Regions from separate parts of the Homo sapiens genome. Here region 1 is linked to region 2. A link is a contact called in ENCODE Hi-C or POLR2A ChIA-PET data. All regions are on one chromosome and are shown on one strand. Each heading gives the region's core, a stretch centred on a gene start or an enhancer-like site at or near the end of the contact. The rest is flanking DNA. Distances are from core to core; before and after follow the strand shown. Region 1 holds the start of DYNC2I2 (dynein 2 intermediate chain 2). Region 2 holds the start of ZER1 (zyg-11 related cell cycle regulator).

Evidence for each region. A loop is a pair of places that touch in the nucleus more often than their neighbours do. ChIA-PET counts read pairs that join two places held with the same protein, here RNA polymerase II (POLR2A). Pooled maps may share reads with other maps.
Region 1: a map of CD8-positive, alpha-beta T cell shows a loop between it and region 2 (9-fold over the local background). The contact joins the promoter of DYNC2I2 here to the promoter of ZER1 in region 2. A Hi-C loop is called at or near these places in 10 of 168 maps with a recorded cell type or tissue (B cell, CD4-positive, alpha-beta T cell, CD4-positive, alpha-beta memory T cell and 5 more), 22 of 37 single-sample maps with no recorded cell type and 28 of 50 pooled maps. POLR2A ChIA-PET finds 5 or more read pairs at or near these places in 10 of 52 experiments (CD4-positive, alpha-beta T cell, H1, HEK293 and 7 more).

Annotation. Positions count from the first base shown.
Region 1 is chr9:128,654,602-128,659,229 of GRCh38, reverse strand. It overlaps DYNC2I2 (dynein 2 intermediate chain 2), which reads left to right and starts at 2,383. Exons shown (of 9, transcript NM_052844.4): 1 at 2,383-2,689. The coding sequence starts at 2,504. RefSeq lists enhancers at 1,683-2,326, 2,144-2,353, 2,327-2,971 and a silencer at 2,534-2,863.
Region 2 is chr9:128,769,395-128,774,011 of GRCh38, reverse strand. ZER1 (zyg-11 related cell cycle regulator) reads left to right here and starts at 2,085. Exons shown (of 16, transcript NM_006336.4): 1 at 2,085-2,431. It overlaps LOC124902282 (a long non-coding RNA gene), which reads right to left and starts at 2,678. Exons shown (of 2, transcript XR_007061804.1): 1 at 2,464-2,678. RefSeq lists enhancers at 994-1,720, 2,449-2,498 and a silencer at 1,789-2,258.

The DNA of each region.
Region 1 (4,628 bases), core at 1,134-3,633, 120 kb after region 2:
CCTTAATGAGTTTTTAAAAAGTCCCTTTTTCTTCAGTCTACATTTGAGGAAGGGCCTTTCTAGGTGGTGGTAAACTGAGGCCTGAGGGGTGTGCTTGAAGCAGGTGGAGGCAGAGGCCATGGGGTGGAGAGAGGGTGGGTACAGGGACGGAATCTTGGGCCCTGAAGGGATTGAATTGTGTTTTCAAATACCATCTGCTTTGGCCTGGGGAGTGGCTTAGCCTGTATTCCCAGCACTTTGGGAGGTAGAAGTGAGCAGTTCACTTGAACCCAGGAGTTCGAGACCAGCCTGGGCAACACGGGGAGACCCCTGCCCCCATCTCTACAAAAACACAAAAATTAGCTGGGGATGGTAGTGCATGCCTGTAGTCCCAGCTGCTTAGGAGGCTGAGGTGGTTGGATGGCCTGAGCCCGGAGAGGTTGAGGCTGCAGTGAGCCATGATCATACCACTACTCCAGCCTGGTGACACAGCCAGACCCTGTCTCAAAAAAAAAAAAAAAAAAAAAAATTAGGTCAGGTGAGGTGGCTCACCTGAGGTCAGGAGTTTCAAAGCAGCATGGCCAACACGGTGAAACCCCATCTCTACTAAAAATACAAAAAATTGGCCAGGCGTGGTGGCGGTTGCCTGTAATCCCAGCTACTCGAGAGGCTGAGGCAGGAGAATCACTTGAGCCTGGGAGGTGGAGGTTGTTGTGAGCCAAGATAGTGCCACTGCACGCCAGCCTGGACGACAAAGCGAGACTCTGTCTCAAAAAAAAACAAACAGGCTGGGCGCAGTGGCCCACGCCTGTAATCCCAGCACTTTGGCAGGCTGAGGCGGGCAGATCATTTGAGATCAGGAGTTCCAGACCAGCTTGGCCAACATGGTGAAACCCTTCTCTACTAAAAATACAAAAATTAGCCCAGTGTGGTGGCATGTGCCTGTAATCCCAGCTGCTTGGGAGGCTGAGGCATGAGAATCGCTTGAACTGGGGAGGTGGAGGTTGCTGTGAGCCGAGATCACGCCACTGCACTCCACCTTGGGCGACAGAGTGAGACTCTGTCTTAAAAAAAAAAAAAAAAAGTAGCATCTATCCTTCCCAGATCATTTTTTAGAATTTTTTTATTATTTTGTTGTTATTATTATTATTATTTTGAGACAGGGTCTCACTCTCTTGTCCAGGCTAAAGCACAGCGTGGTTCAATCAGGGCTCTCTGCAGCCTCAATTTCCCTGACTCCAGGGATCCTCTCACCTTGGCCTCCGGAGCAGCTGGGACTACAGGTGTGTGCCACTATGCCTGGCCAATTAAAAAATTTTTTTTTGTAGAGAGGGAGTCTTGCTGTGTTGCCCAGGCAGGTCTCAAACTCCTGGGCTCAAGTGATCCTCTTGCCTTGGCCTTCCAAAGTGCTGGCCATCTCGTCTGGCCTATTATTATTTTTTTAGAGATAGGGTCTTGCTCTATCACTCAGGCTGTAGTGTAGTGGTGTAATCATAGCTCACTGCAGCCTCAAACTACTGGACTCAAGGGATCTTTACACTCAGCCTGCCGAGTAGGTGGGACTACAGGCACGTGCCACCATGCCCAGCTAAGTTTTAAAACATTTTTTTTGTAGAGACGGGCTCTCACTATGTTGCTCAGGCTGGTTTCGAACTCCTGGCTTCAAGCGATCCTCCTGCCTTGGCCTCTCAAAGTACCGGGATTACAGGTGTGAGCCACCGCACCTGGCCTATTTGTTTATTCTTTATTTTTATTTTTTAGTCCTCAGGTCAGAATCTCCAGTTTTTTTAATTCCGGTGGGGCGCGCGGAATGGCAGAACGACATAATATAGTATAAAAAGCAATTCTTTCCTCAGGGTGAGAACTTAATAAGAAAGAGACGTTCTGGGCTCTTTGCCTGACACACAGTAGGCACATTATTTAGTTATTTGCTTTTAATTTCGATTTAATAAGCATGTTTCTGTAGAAGACCTCATTTGGGCCTCCCAGCTTTTTAACCACATTTAGGATCTCCGTAGGAATATTTTTCATCATCATTCTATTGAGACAGAGACTGAGGATTAAAGGGAGATCACTTGGCTTCGAGGTGACAGCCTGTTCGAGTGGCGCGGTTCTCGGATCTGCTGGAAGAATCAGCTGCTCAGCCAGATCTGCGCTCCCAGGCCCAGACCTCGCGGGCCGGCCACGGCCGCAGGCTGCCGCCCTCTCTTCGCTTCTGCGCTTGGCTGCTCAGCGCCATCTTTGAACCTGGCACCAATGCCTCACTTCCGCAGTTTCCTCGCCCAGGAGTAGCGCGCCTACTCTTAGAGTGCTTTTTCTGGGGACAGGGTATGCAAAACCGGTCATGCTTCTCTCTCTGGCCGAGAAGAATCGTTACTTTTCTTTCTTCCAGGTCTTGCAGGAGGCGCTGCGACCAATTCAAACATGGCGCCGTCAGCCTCACATTCCCCGTTTTCCGCTCATGGCGGCGTAGGGGCGGAGGTCGCGCCTGAGTGCGTCCGCACGAGAGGGCGGAACCGTCTCCATGGCAACCCGCGCGCAGCCGGGGCCACTCAGCCAGGCGGGAAGCGCTGGTGTTGCGGCGCTGGCGACAGTCGGGGTTGCGAGCGGCCCGGGGCCGGGGCGGCCAGGGCCGCTGCAGGACGAGACCCTGGGTGTGGCGTCCGTGCCCTCGCAGTGGAGGGCCGTCCAGGGCATCCGCTGGGAGACGGTGAGGGCGCGGGCCCCGCGCGGAGCGACGCGGGCGGGAAGGCGGGGTCGCAGCGCGGCTGCCGGGCGGGTTCGGGCGTCCCACCGTGGCTGCCGGGCGGGTTCGGGCGTCCCACCGTGGCTGCCGGGCGGGTTCGGGCGTCCCACCGTTTGCCTTTACAGTTTATTCCACAGAAACTGACCCAGAGGATACTTTCGGCCCATTTTTTAACAACAAAAAGTGGAAAAACAAAACACCTCCAAGGATCCCACGTTTTGAAGGATTTTGTGTGAACTGTAGTTTTTAAGCATTTCAAACAACTTTTTTTGGTTTTGTTTTGTGTTTTTTTTTTTGAACAGGGTCTCGCTCTGTCGCCCAGGCTGGAGTGCAGTGGTGCGATCTCGGCTCACTGCAGCCTCAGCCCCCGGTGCTGAGCGATCCTCCCACCTGCGCATCCAGAGTATCTGGGACCTCAGGCGCGGGCCACCACGCTGGCTGTTTATTTATTTATTATCTTGTAGAGATGGGGTCTCCATGTGTTGCCCTGGCTGGTCTCCAACTCCTGGGCTTAAGCTGTCCTCCTTCCTCGGCCTCCCAAAGTGCTGGGATTACAGGTGTGAGCCACCGCGTTCAGGCTTTTTTTTTTTTTTTTTGAGACAGTCTCGCTCTGTCGCCCAGGCTGGAGTGCAGTGGCGCGAACTCGGCTCACTGCAAACTCCGCCTCCCAGGTTCACGCCATTCTCCTGCCCCAGCCTCCCCAGTAGCTGGGACTACAGGCGGCCGCCAGCACGCCTGGCTAATTTTTTTGTATTTTTTAGTAGAGACGGGGTTTCACAGTGTTAGCCAGAATGGTTTCCATCTCCTGTCCTCGTGATCCGCCCTCCTCGGCCTTCCAAAGTGCTGGGATTACAGGCGTGAGCCACCGCGCCCGGCCTTCTTTTTTTTCTTTTTTTTGAGACAGAGTCTCACTCTGTCGCCCAGGCTGGAGTGTAGTAGTGCCAGCTACTTGGTTTCGGCGCTACTTGGTTTCTTTCTCTTTTTTTTTTTTTTGGAGACGGAGTCTCGCTCTGTCGCCCGGGCTGGAGTGCAATGGCGCGATCTCTGCTCACTGCAAGCTCCGCCTCCCGGGTTTATGCCATTCTCCTGCCTCAGCCTCCCTAGTAGCTGGGACTACAGGCGCCCGCCACCACGCCCGGCTAATTTTTTTTTTTTTTTTTTTTTTTTTTAGTAGAGACGGGGTTTCACCGTGTTAGCCAGGATGGTCTCGATCTCCTGACATTGTGATCCACCCGCCTCGGCCTCCCAAAGTGCTGGGATTACAGGTGTGAGCCACCGCGCCGGCCCAGGCTAACTTTTAAATGACCAAACTGCATTGTAAATTCTAGATAAGCCAGTTTTCCAGGTGTTTAATCAAACGCACACGAAAGGAGATGCTCTGATGAGATGAGATGCTGCGTGCTCAAGGCCTCTCCCAAGGGGTCTGTGCGGACTTTCAGCTTGAGCACCTGCTGTGTGCTAGGAGCGGTTCAAGGGTTGGGGACTCATCAGAGAAGAAGACGGACATCTCTCCCTCCTCGAGCTTACATGGGGCAGTGGCAACGGCTGTAACATTAACAGTATATTTAATAAGTAAATTATGCAGTGTGTTAGAAGGTGAATAGTGCCGTGGACAAAAGAGAAAGCTGAGAGATTGGAAGGACTGGGTTGGGGATTGAGAGGGTGGTTTGCCAGGTGGGCTACAGTGAGGGTGACATTTTAGCAAAGATTTGGAGGAGTGAGCGTGGGCTAAGTGGATACCTGGGGTAGAGTCATCTAAGGAGATGAAAAGTCAAGTGCAAAGTAGGGTGCCCTGGCATTGTGCCTGTATTTCCAGCTACTTGAGCAGCTGAGGCAGGAGGATCCCTTGAGCCCAGGAGTTGGAGGCTGCAGTGAGCTATGATTGCACCACTGTGTTCCAGTT
Region 2 (4,617 bases), core at 836-3,335:
ATAATTTTTTAAAATTTTTTATTTTAGTAAAGACAGGGTTTCACCGTGTTGCCCAGGCTGTTCTCGAACTGCTGAGCTCAGGCAATCAGGCCACCTCAGCCTCCCAAAGTGCTGGGATTACAGGCGTGAGCCACCAAACCGGGCTTTTTTTTTTTTTCTTGTGAAACAGAGTTTCACTCCTGTTGCCCTGGCTGGAGTGCAATGGCACAATCTTGGCTCACTGCAAACTCTGCCTCCCAGGTTCAAGCGATTCTCCTACCTCAGTCTCCCAAGTTCCCAAGTAGCTGGGATTACAGGCGTGCGCCACTATGCCCAGCTAATTTTTGTATTTTTAGTAGAGACGGGGTTTCACCATGTTGGCCAGGCTGGTCTCAAACTCTTGACCTCGTGATCTGCCTGCCTTGGCCTTCCAAAGTGCTGATATAACAGGCTTGAGCCACGACGCCTGGCCCAAGCAATGTATTAATATGAGAGTTCCCATCTAGCCATATCCTCGTCAACATTTGTTATTGTCTCTCTGATGATGTCCATCTTAAGGAGCATAAAACCGTACCTCCCCACCTCCTGGGCTCAAGCAATCCTCCAACTTCAGCCTCCCGAGTAGCTGGGACTACAGATGCGCACCACCATGCCCTGCTAATTTTTGTAGAAATGGGGTCTCCCTATGTTGCCCAGGCTGATCTCCAACTCCTGGGCTCAAGCCTCAGCCTCGACAACCCCATCTGCTGAGATTATAGGTTGTGAGTCACTGTGCCAAGCCCAACAGCTTTTTTAAGGATTCAAGACTGTACGAACATAGTTGTAGCTGGTCAAAGATTAAAAGGTGCTATGCAAGAAAAAAGAAATCCACAAAATTAGTTCTTGGAATGGAACTGAGGCACCTGTCAAGAAAGGGTTCCTCAAGAAAGGAGCATCTAGCTAGGGTGTGGTAGCTCACGCCTGTAATCCCAGCACTTTGGGAGGCTGAGGTGGGCGCATCACCTGAGGTCAAGAGTTTGAGACCAGCCTGCCCAACATGGCGAAACCCCATCTCTACTAAAAATACAAAAATTAGCCAGACGTGATAGTAGGCGCCTGTAATCCCAGCTACTTGGAGGCTGAGGCAGGAGAATTGCTTGAACCCGGGGAGTCTGCAGTGAGCTGAGGGCCATTGCCCGCCAGCCTGGGCAACAAGAGAGAGAAACTCCGTCTCTCAAAAAAAAAAAAAAAAAAGAGAAATCCAGAGAAGAAATGATGGTGTTTTGAGATGGAGTCTTCCTCTGTCGCCCAGGCTGGAGTGCAGTGGTGCGATCTCAGCTTACTGCAAGCTCTGCCTCCTGGGTTCAAACGATTCTCCTGCTTCAGTCTCCTGAGTAGCTGGGATTAGAGGCGCGCACCACCACGCTCGGCTAATTTTTGTATTTTTAGTAAAGACGGCGTTTCACCATGTTGGCCAGGCTGGTCTCGAACTCTTGACCTCAGGTGATCCGCGTGCCTCGGCCTCCCAAAGTGCTGGGATTACAGGCGTGAGCCACTGCGCTCGGCCAGAAGGAACTGGTTTGACAGGATCCTTAGGACTTGGAGACTGGACGAGGGGCCCAGGAAAATGTAGGGGCCGAGGTCGCCGCCCAATTTCCCATTTGGAAGCTCGGTTGCCTGGTGGCGCATGCCCTAGATGGAGGTTAGGAGCACCTTTTGGGGGACGGTGATGACTGCGGGTTGACACGCGAGTGTGAGCCACCCGTGGAGAACGCAAGACATGTTCAACAGGGCGCTGGATGGAGGGGGCTGGCGCCCAGAGTCAGTCCTGCTATTCAGCAGTGTTGGGCTCAGGTGAACCGCAGCGCCAGGGCGGGCACCGATCCTAGGGTCCCACGAACAGGCCCCTCGGAGGCCAGGGAGAGCCCTGAATGACGCGTTCTCTCGGGTGGCCTGGGGGGGGCATCCCGCGGCTTCCTCCACCGGCGTAACGTGCCGGGCCCGGGGAAAGGAGCCGCCCGCCGGTCCCCGGAACCTTCTGCCGCCGCCGCCCGCGTTAGCCGCGGGACGGGTCGGGGGAACCCGATCGCTGTTGCTAAGGGGCGGCCCCGGAAGTGACGCGCCCCGGGTTTGTTGACAGCGGAGGCGGCGGCGGCTGCAGGCTCCGAGCCGTAGGAGCCGGATCGGGGGAGGGGCCGGGCCCAGGAGCCTCAGCCCCGCCGGCAGCCCTAAGGGCAAGGTAACCGCCACGGGGTCCCCGTCGCGACCCCCTCCCTCCCGGAGCTCCCGTCCCCGGGATCCCAAGCTCCGCCCCGCCGACCCCCGTCTCCCCTGGACCCCGGCTCTAGCCTGACGAGATCCCCAACCTCCTGAGGTGCTCTGGCCCCGGATTCTCCCGGGCTGCATTCTCTGCTCCTCCTCGCCTGCGAAGCATCACGTCCGCTTCCCGACGCTGAGGGCAGCCCCGTCCAGGGTAGGTCCCGGACCCCGGGCCAAGGGACGTACCTGCGTCCTCCTCCTTCGCCTCCTGCCTACGGGGCCTAAGCATCGCCGCTGCAACCACTCTCTGAGGTCCATCTCCGCCAGTGGTGGGAGGGTTCCTTTCTCTATCCCTGCCGCCAGGTCTGAGAATCGTGTCTTTAAAACTGAGCTCCCTTCCTCCAGAAAGAAAATGACGCTCTGTCGTTTGCCCCTACAAGATGGGGGATCGGTGTAGGGCTGAAAGGGCCACCCTCTGCCCCTCCTACCTGTTGGATGAGCTTAAGTTCCCCCAGAGAAGTGCTTAGAAGCTCAAGGACGACTTGGATTCTGGATCAGCTCCCAAAAGGGATGACACAAAGTATAGGGAAATCCAACAGGGTGAGGTTGCAACCGGAGGGCCAAGGGAGCCCGACAGGTGAGTTGATAGTGAAACTGACTGTGCTGGCCACTATAGCTCTCTGGGTGGAACTTGTCTTGGCTGCTCTTTGACCGAAAGAGCCCAAGATTTCCAGTCTTTGCCTGTGTTTGTCAGTCCATTCGTTTTGTTTTGTTTTGTTTTTCTTTAAATAGAGATGGGGTCTCACTATGTTACCCAAGCTGGTCTCGAACTCCTGGGCTCAAGTGATCCGCCCGCTCCAGCCTCCAAAAGTGCTGGAAATACAGGCATGAGCCACCGCGCTCAGCTAGTGCATTTGATTTTTAAGGGGGAGGGGAATGGAATGTCTGATGTCTTGGGAAAATCCTTCCATATATGATCTTTCACAGAATGTTTCTCTTCAGACTTCAAACTGGTTAGGATGAGCATAAAAGCATAGCCTTGAAAAGGGTCACGGGAGGCTATACTTAGAGCAGAAAGTGGTGGCCAGGGGTGAAGGGCCTCGCTACTTTGGTTCATTTGTTCATTCAGCAAATAATAAACATGATATGTAAGGAGGTAATAAGTGGTTTGGAGAAAAATAGAGAAGGAAGGACCATGGGGAAGGAGTTGGGAGTTGTCATTTTATAGAGGGTGTTCAGGGAAGGTCTCTAGTAAGGTGACCTTTGAGCAGAGATAAGTGAGGGAGCAAGCCAGGTAGTTCTCTTGTGGCAGAGCATTCCGCAGCAAATGCAAAGGTCCTGTGGTCATATGCCTGGTGATTTGAAGAAACAGCATAAGGGCTCACGCTTGTAATCCCAGCACTTTGGGAGGCTGAGGCAGCCGGATCACCTGAGGTCAGGAGTTCAAGACCAGCCTGGCCGACATGGTGAAACCCCATCTCTACTAAAAGTACCAAAAAAAAAATTAGCTGGCCGTGGTGGCTCATGTCTGTAATCCAAGTTACTCAGGAGGCTGAGGCAGGAGAATTATTTGAACCTGAGAGGTGGAGGTTGCAGTGAGCCGAGATTGTGCCCATTGCATTCCAGCCTGGGTGACAAGAGTGAGACTCTGTCTCAAAAAAAAGAAAGAAACAGTGGGAGGATGGGGGACTGGAGCAGGTTGAAGAAAGGGAAGAGTGGTTGGCAAGAAAGTCAGAGAACAGTGGGGACCAGAAAAAGGTGGGGAAGACATCAGGGGCTGTCCTTGTGATACAGGGTCACAGGGTGTCTAATGGGACACCCTTTCAGAACCGTACTTGTTGAAGTGTCTGGTGGTTGGAGAAAATACAGATTTGTTTTAGATGACAAATGGCCATTGTGCTTGGGGCTTCGGTTGTAAGTACCCTTCTTCCATCTTTGTAATGACCATTGATGGAACAAATACAAAGAATCATGGTCACAGAGAACTGCGATTAAATCAAGTTAAGTTATGCCGCTGCTTCCTGGTTGTGAGAAGGTGGGCACGGGACCTTTTTCCACCTCAATCTTCTCATCTGGAAAATACAGCAGGCTGGGTGTGGTGGCTCACACCTGTAATCCCAGCACTTTGGGAGGCAGGTGGATCACCTGAGGTCAGGAGTTCGAGACCAGCCTGGCCAACATGGTGAAACCCCATCTCTACTAAAAATACAAAAATTAGCCGGGTGTGGTGACGCATGCCTGTAATCTCAGCTACTGGAGAGGCTGAGGCAGGAGAATCGCTTGAACCTGGGAGGTGGAGGTTGAAGTGAGCTGAGATCATGCCACTGCAGCACTCCAGCCTGGGCGACAGGAGCGAAACTCCATCTCAAAAAAAAAAAAAGAAAGAAAGAAAAGAAAAGA